Linked DNA regions of Homo sapiens: region 2 is linked to region 1. A link is an interaction called in ENCODE POLR2A ChIA-PET data of the cell type or tissue named here. Cell type or tissue: HepG2. All regions are shown on one strand. Links, peaks and the distances in the headings refer to the core of each region. The heading gives the core; the rest is flanking DNA.

Region 1 (4,395 bases), core at 233-4,232:
TTGGAACAACTGGCAACACTTGGGTGGGGTCTGAGGGTTCAGTGGTGGCAATGAGCCTGTGCTACCTTCCCGACGTCAATGGCTGAGCAGCAGTTATATCAGAGCCGTTCGAACCAGAGCGACTCCATCTTAAATAGGAGCTGAGTAAAATAAGGCTGAGACCTACTGGGCTGCATTCCCAGATGGTAATGGCATTCTAATTTACAGGATGAGATAGGAGGTCGGCACAAGATACAGGTCATAAAGATATTGCTGAAAAAACAGGTTGCAGTAAAGAAGCTGGCTAAAACCCACCAAAAACCAAGATGGTGCCGAGAGTGACCTCTGGTCATCCTCACTGCTTCACTCCCACCAGCTCCATGACAGTTTACAAACGCCATGGCAACATCAGGACTTGCCCTCTACGGTCTAAAAGGGGGAGGCATGAGTAATCCACCCCTTGTTTAGCATATCATCAAGAAACAGCCATAAAACTGGGCAATCAGCAGCCCTCAGGGCTGCTCTGTCTATGGAATAGCCATTCTTTTACTCCTTTACTTAATAAACTGGCTTTCGCTTTACAGACTCACCCGGAATTCTTTCTTGTGCGAGATCCAAGAACCCTCTCTTGGGGTCTGGATCAGGACCCCTTTCCTGTTATGCAGGAGGATGTCCTTATCTGTAGGAAGCACACCCTGAAGTGCTCAGGCTCAGTGGGCCTTCTGGCTGGCAACTGACTCTTCACTGCCCCAGAGAAAAAAGTTTTTGAGCTCTACTTGCGACTTTCCTTTAGGTATGTGGTTGTTAGTAAAACTGTAACAAACCTTTAAATAAATAAGGCATCCTCTTATTTTCTCTTAAATGTATGTCTTAAAGGGGTGTATTCATGATGACAGAGAAGTCAGTCTAGAAGGAGACAGATAGTAAGTGGGAGGCACCCCCGGCAACCCCGCCCCAGTCTGGATGAGTCAGCCCCCTCATTCTGCCTTTCCTGACCCCCAAGTCCAGCTCAGAAGCCCTTCTTAGGAGTTTCCCATGAGCCTCTATTTGCTGAACACAGCACTTCTGATCTGGTAATTTTAACGGCCCATTTACTTATAAATACCATGAGATTAGAGGTATTGTCTGACTTGCTCACCACTGTCTTCTTGGAGGTGGAGGCAATTTCAGGGACACAGTAGCTCCTCAGTAAGCATTTGCTGAACAAATGAAAGAATGGTTCACACTGACCCCAAAGAAGGTTTTCTCCCTAGTCTTGGACTATTTCTCTTTTTTCTTTCTTTTCTTTTCTTTTTTTTTTTTTTTTAGAGACAATGTCTGGCTCTGTCACCCAGGCTGGAGTGTGGCGGCACGATCTCAGCTCACTGCAGCCTCCACTTCCTGGGCTCAAGTGATCCTCTGGCCGCAGCCTGCCGAGTGGCTGGAACCACAGGCACACACACCAGGCCTGGCTAATTTTTGTATTTTTTTGTAGAGATGAGGTTTTGCCAGGTTGCCCAGGCTGGTTTCGAACTCCTGAGCTCGAGCAATCCACCTGCCTTGGCCCCACAAAGTGCTGGGATTACAGGTGTGAGCCACTGTTCCTGGCTGGAATGTTTCGAATCAAGCAGTTAAAAGGTAAAGACCAGTGCTGTAGCCGCATGATCCGCCTGTTCCTCAGCGTGGATAAAGCTCTTTGCCCTCCTTATGGAACTATGGCACGGTTTTGCTCTCGACTCTCTTGAGTCCTTGCAGAGGAGGCATGGAAAGATCTGGTGTGAGTCACTGCCATCGATCAACATGACATTGTTCTCGAAGGGCTCGCAGTGGGGAAACCTAAAAAGGAAGAAAATGAGAGCACTTGCCAAGGCTACTGAACAAAGGGTCAAGCACCCAGCCAGTCACTGAGTTCCAGACTCTTAATAACAAGGTTATGAAGCTATGCGAAGCCTTCATCCCTTCTCATAACTACACAGGCATGTCGGGGCTTCTGAAGTTGTGACAGTGATTTCCTTTAAAGAAAACGATTCTAAGTAAACCAAGGACACTTCACCCTTGACTTTGAAAATGTCTACAAACTTTCCCAGAGCAAATCTCTGCCGGCGTTTCTCACTTCCCGATCTGATCGGCCTGAGGAGCCCACGGGCTGGGCTGGCACGTTCTTTTGTTCAGCTTCTCTACCGGAAGGAGTTTGTGTAAAAAGGAATAGAAATCAGTGTTCATGCCACAATAGGGGTAATTGTTCTGAGCTGCCACATTCCGTTAAATGTTTACCTTTTTGTTTCACAATCTAACAGGAAACGAGGAGCAAAGGATTTTTGGTTCCCTTATCCCCCTTTGGTCAAGACTAAAAAAGACCAGTTGTTATTCTAGTTGCTCAAAAATGAAATGCTCAAGGTAGGAAATGAGCACAGTTGCTAAAGACTCCAGATCACAATCTGGGGTTTCAACCAAATCCGTTGCATGAAATGTTTCAGAGGAATGAGGCTTTGTCAACCTTCTCCATGTGCCTCCAGGACAGGATGTTTAGCAAGAGGTGCTGAACATTGTAACCATCTTTCTATGTGATCTATAGAACACTATGGATGACCAAGATAAAAAACTGGACAGATTAGATTCCTTAGTAGCCAAATACAAGGTAGGGAAGTGGCAAAAAGCTGGGACCCGTTGGGAAGGAGGCCGGAGGGCTTCGCCAGGCTCTCCTCCGCCATTTCAGATCCATCCTTCAAGACCAGACCCCAACCCAGCTTCTACTTCGAGGAGAAGTATTTGTTTAAAGTTCCATTTGTGGAATGGCCCAGCTGGGATGAAAACCAGGCTGTGAATTCTAGTACCAGCTCCACCCCTGAAAAACAGAGTAGAACCTCCCTGGGCTAACGTCTTCTAATAATCCAATCATAGAGTAAACTATGTCTTTTGGGGCATTTTAAACTTTTTTATTGCTTTGAAATAGAGTCAGGGGAAGAAAGACTTTACCATCTAGGTTCGATAGCTGGGTCTAGGAAATACACTGACAATACACAGATTTAACAGGAAAAAGGGTAAACAAATTTATTAATTTTTAATATGTGCACAGGGGCCATCATAGGAAGAAAAAAACAATATCACAAAAAAGTGATGCCATCTTAACAGAGAAAAGGGAGAGGAGATGTGGGCTACCGTGAGGAGAGGAAATGATTTTTAGGAAAGAAAAATGGGCCTTTAGAAGACTAGATGGGAGATACGAGGGTTTGTGGCAGTTTGTCCGGATGTTAAGGCAGCCCTTGCTGACTCCTGGGGAGGGGACTTAGGACAACTGATGTCCTTTTGGAGGCTCTGCCTTTGGGCAGATGAGAGGAGTTCAGGGAAACCATGTCTCTGCATTTACTGTTTTCCAGTGCTTTCTGCTCAAAATCACCAACATTCCAAAGTGGCATATTTGGGGGCAGTCTGTCCTGAACCCCTACTCGACAGTAAAAAACATTTTTTAAAAATTAAAAATGGGCCAGGCGCGGTGGCTGACACCTGTAATCCCAGCACTTTGGGAGGCTGAAGTGGACAGATCACTTGAGGTTAGGAGTTCAAGACCAGCCTGGCCAACATGGTGAAACCCCATCTCTACTAAAAATACAAAAATTGCCTGGGTCTGGTGGTGCTTGCCTGTAGTCCCAGCTACCCGAGAGGCTGAGGCAGGAGAATTGCTTGAACCTGGGAGGCAGAGGTTGCAGTGAACTGAGATCGTGCCACTGCACTCCAGCCTGGGCAACCGAGTGAGACTCCATCTCAAAAATAAACAAATAAAAATTAAAAATGGATAATTCGGTCATAAATAAGATTGTCATAGTGAAATAAATTTAATGGTTTTCAATACTTACTAAATATTTCTATATTCAAAGCCCAGTCCCTGAACTTTGCAGAGGCACTTGGGTTCAAGTCCCACCTCTGCCACTTACTAGCCGTGTAACTCGGGAGAAACCGTTTAACCTTTCCTTTCTGTGCCTCAGTCTCCACATCTACAAAAAGAGGGAGATAACAGTAGGGACTCACAGGTTTCTGTGAGGATGAAAAGAGCCAATGCAAATATAAAGTAGTGCCTGGCACATAGTAAACACTCAATAAATGCCAACACTTGTCACAATAATATCGTTACAACATTTTTTTAAAAAGGGTTTTATACTTGGAAAAGAATGTAAACTTTTTAAAAGCTGCAATGAATAAATCTGCAGCCAGACCAAAGATGTGCACTTTGTATTTAATTTTTTTTAGATTTTTCCCATCATTGGCTAGATGTACACATTCAAATTTCTTTTCTTTCTTTTTTTTTTTTTTGAGACAGAGGCTCGCTCTGTTGCCCAAGCTGGAGTGCAGTGACGCAATCTTGGCTCACCACAACCTCCAGCACCTGGGTTCAAGCGATTCTCCTGCCTCAGCCTCCTGAGTAGCTGGGATTACAGGCAT
Region 2 (4,395 bases), core at 279-4,278, 81 kb after region 1:
TATCCATGTAAGAAAGCTGCTCTTGTACCCCTTAATCTATAAAAATAAAAAATTTTGTTTACAGTAATTAAAGAAATAAAGTATCAGAGAAGGAAAAAATTATCAAAAATAATCAAGATGTATTTGATTATTTTTGATATGTGATTATTTTTAGGTGCATTTGAAAAAAATACATCTAAAAATGACAAATATAATAACTCACATTATAAAGCCAATTGATGTTAAGTAGCAGATATAGCTGAAGAGAGCAATAGCAAACTGGAAAATAGATTTGAAGAAACTATACAAAATGTAGCACAAAAAGAGAAAGAAATAGAAAATACAAAAGAGTTAAAAGACACCAAGGACAGAGTAAAAAGATCTAATACTTATCTAATCAAAGTTATAGCAGGAGAAAAAAGAAAGGGAAAGAAACAACGAAACTCCGTCTCTACTAAAAATATAAAAATTAGCTGGGCGTGGTGGTGGTGCACACTTGTAGTCCCAGCTTCTAGGGAGGCTGAGGCAGGAGAATCACTTGAACCCAGGAGGCAGAGGTTGCAGTGAGCCAAGATCTCGCCACTGCACTCCAGCCTGGTGACAGAGCAAGACTCCATCTCAAAAAAAAACAAAACAAACAAAAAAAAAAAACAGAAGTTTAAATTCTGGACAAAAACATGAAAATTGGGAGGTGGAAGAACATGAAAATTAGGAGGCAGTGATGTGAATTAACATGTTCTTAAGTGTTTCTTGTATTTTTCAGGAGAGTAAAGATACTAGCTTTAGACTTTGCTATGTTAAGCATTTCACAATTTCTAGGTAACCACCAAAAAAGAGAAATAGAGGGTATAACTTCCAAATTGGGAGCATGAGATGAGAAAAAAATGCAACGAGTAAAGAAAAGATGCAAGAAATGAGAAAGAAAAACCCTTAAAATCAAGACAAATAGACAGTTCAAAATAGCATGGTATAAATGATTGAAATTATCAGTAAAATATATCAGTAATCATAATAATTATAAGTGAACTACACTCACCAATGGAAGACAAAGATTTTTTTAATCCAGCTCTGCGCTGTTTATAAAACAGACCAAAAACTTAAGGACACCCAAAGAGTAAAAAGAAAATTTTAGAAAAAAATACACCAAAGTACTAACCAAAAGAAAGCCATTGTGACTCCAGAAATATCAAACAGGCCAGGCGTGGTCTCTCACGCCTATAATCCCATCACTTTGGGAGGCTGAGGCAAGCAGATCACTCAAGACCAGGAGTTTGAGACCAGCCTGGCCAACATGGCAAAACTCTGTCTCTACTAAAAATACAAAAAATTAGCTGGGCATGGTGGCACACACCTGTAATCCCAGATACTCAGATGGCTGAGACACAAGAATCGCTTAAACCCAGGAGGTATAGGTTACAGTGAGCTAAGATCATGCCACTGCAGTCCAGCCTAAGCCACAGAGTGAGACTTTGTCCCAAAACAAAACAAGACAAAACAAAAAAAGAAAGAAAGAAAGTAAAGAAAAGAAGTATCAAACAAAATAGACTTTAATGCAAAAATTATTACTAGAGATAGAGGCTTACTACAAATTAACAAAATGTTGGATTTATCAGACAGATTTAACAATTCTAAACATGTATGCTCTGAATAATATAGCCTCAAAATATCAAAGTAGAAACATCAACAAAACTACTAGGAAAATGGAGTGAGGAAGGATAAACTAACAACAGAGAGAACAAAAGGAAGTTTCCATGATGAGCTACCCAGATCCCCAATGAGTTATGAAAAGCCTTATTCCTCAAGCTCCTGGGAATGCTGCCAGAACATGGCCCTTAGCTGTCAACCCTGTTTGGAGAGTGACTCAGCTGAAGAAAACTGCCTTTTCCAAGCTTACTCTTCCTTCCAAAGGCAAGCCATATCAATGACTGACCAATAAGAGTTAGAGGAAAAAAGGTCCAGCTCTCTTGCCCAAGTTAGGACAACTCCAAAGGGTCAATCCTGTTCCAGAGCTTTGCATGTAGTTAGCTAAGGCCTATGTCGTACATGGATCACAACTTAACTTCTCCCTCTGCCCAATTCTTTTTCCTCACCCTTCCTTCAACACTCTAATAAATGTCCTCCATGTTCATCTCCATCTCAAAGACTGCTTGCCAAGAAGCCAGTCTGCAACAAATATCCAGGAGAGATGCACTGGTAAGAAATTAAAAATATGGGATTAAAGGCCAGGAGAAAAAAAAAAAAGGGACTACAGGCCAGGAGAGAAAATGGGACTACAATTAGATTTTGGTGTAATTTACATAGACATCATAATAAAAGCTCAGGAATAGAATGAGATGACTAAACTAAGGAATAAGTAAAGAAAGCCTCGAAGACGCCAACATCTAAGCATACAAGGAAGAGAAGAATAAATGACCGAGCAGGACTGAGGAGAGGTATCAAAAGGTGTGACGTGTAGTGTTACCGAGGTCAAAGAACAGAAAACTTTAAGAAATTTGTAAGTGAACAGAGTCAAATGCTGTACATAAGAAAATGGCTGTTGTGGACACTTGATGTATGCTGACAATATCCATTTCCTTTTTTTCCTAGTCCATTCTTCAGTCTTACTCTGGGAAGCTATCACCTCCTCTACTCTTAGTCCTCCTCTACTCTTGGTCCTCCTCTGCACTTGAGCCTCAGATGGATTTGATTCTCCCCCCATGGTTCCAAATGAGGTCCCACATTCAGGCTTGGCCAATTGGAACATTGCACTCCCCTGGCCTTCAGTTTCGATTTGTGAGAATCAGGCCCAGGGTTTTTGTTCAAACTATTAAATAAGTTGTTTTTAAAATTTTTAATTAGATGATCCCAGGGTTTGCTGGCAGCCATCATGCCACCAAGGAACCTCAAAATGAAGTCAACACAAACATGGATAAAGCCAAAAGTTAGAGAAAGTCTTGCCCTGCATGATGTCATCTGAACATGTGAACAAAGCAATGTGTGCAGCGACATCCTAGTCTTCTCCAGTACTGATCCACTGAATTCCTTTTTTTATTTATCCAATTTGAGTTGGGTTTCCTGTCACTAAAAAAAAGTCCTAACTGATAACATGAGGATAGATATTCCATACTCAATTTTGTATTCTACTTTTTAAAAAAACTTTTATTTTAGGTTCGGGGTACATGTGCAGGTTTGTGTTATAGGTAAACTTATGTCACAGAAATTTGTTGTACAGATTGTTTTGTCAGCCAGGTACTGTGTTTGACTTTTTTCACTGAACATGATCATGAAAGAATTTGTGGTGGTTAAAAGGAAACTAACTGCCTAGGTTGGAATCTAGTTCCTAGCTGTGTGACTTTGAGCACATGACCTAACCTCACCTTGTAAACTGGGTACAACGATAGGATGTACCTCGTAGGGTTGTTGTGAAAGTTAAGTTAATATATGTCAAGCCTTAGAACAGTATCTAGTTCTTAGTAAATGCCACAAAAGTGTTAGCTATTATTAGGCATTATTCTCAATTACAAAATGTTCATAATCATATTACTCCTAATTATAAAATTCTCATTAGCATATGAATAGTCTGTATTTTACTTGGCCAGTTGTCCTACTACCAGGCCAGTTTTTCACTCTTATGAATAACACCATATTGAACCTCTTTGGGTATAAAGCTTTCTGTATTGTGATTACTTCCTCAGTTTTTTGCTGTTTTTGAGATGGAGTCTCACTCTGTCGCCCAGGCTGAGTGCAGCAGCGGGATCTCTGCTCACTGCAACCTACACCTCCCAGGTTCAAGCGATTCTTGTGCCTCGGCCTCCTGAGTAGGGATTACAGGCACAAGCCATCATGTCCAGCTAATTTTTGTATTTTTAGTAGATATGGGGTTTCACCATGTTGGCCAGGTTGGTTTTGAACTCCTGACCTCAAGTGATTCACCTGCCTCAGCCTCCCAAAGTGCTGGGATTACAGGCGTGAGCCACTGTGCCTGGCCTATTTCCTTAGAGTGCTGGTAAAAATACTGGTTCAAAGAGTTTATTTGATTCTCGAAAAATTTTAAGGAGGTAGAATCTACAGCCTTGGTCTGATGAGGCTTCTTTTCCATTTTTATATCAATTAGGCTGTTTGTATCCACCTGAATTTTCCATCCTATAGTTTAAGCTTATGGCCAAGACAGTCAACAGTGGTGCTGTGTGCTATAAGAGATACAAAAGAAATCATAATCTTCACTAGGATCATATACTCTAATGAGACAGGACAAATGCATATAAAGAATTAAAGAAAACTTCAAATAGAAGCAAAGTTCAAATGACTAGAAATTTTTCTGGATTTTACTTTGAAAAAGTAGAAACCATTAGAAATATATGTAGTAAGATACTCAGTAAATGTTTGTTGAATGAATGTAATGGTTACCATGGATGTCCTGGGGTACCTTCTGATGCC

What was found. ChIA-PET counts read pairs that join two places held together with the same protein. Peaks named below come from ENCODE experiments on the same cell type or tissue, not always from the same donor. Only the 100,000 strongest peaks of a DNase experiment are listed, where the experiment ranks them.
Region 2: POLR2A ChIA-PET joins it to region 1 with 13 read pairs; 8 of 35 experiments call an interaction of 5 or more read pairs at or near these places.

What each region holds. Positions count from the first base shown.
Region 1 is chr1:8,118,873-8,123,267 of GRCh38, reverse strand. It overlaps ERRFI1-DT (ERRFI1 divergent transcript), which reads right to left. Exons shown (of 3, transcript NR_185980.1): 3 at 1-1,794. Among named protein-coding and RNA genes, the nearest start is that of LINC01714, 88 kb to the left of the region's middle. RefSeq lists an enhancer at 1,852-2,161. In HepG2, for the core only: no CTCF peak of the experiment used is centred there; DNase peaks (open chromatin) are centred at 1,817 and 2,287.
Region 2 is chr1:8,038,213-8,042,607 of GRCh38, reverse strand. The region is part of intron 2 of ERRFI1-DT (ERRFI1 divergent transcript); the gene reads right to left. Among named protein-coding and RNA genes, the nearest start is that of ERRFI1-DT, 14 kb to the right of the region's middle. RefSeq lists a silencer at 1,705-1,999. In HepG2, for the core only: no CTCF peak of the experiment used is centred there; a DNase peak (open chromatin) is centred at 1,837.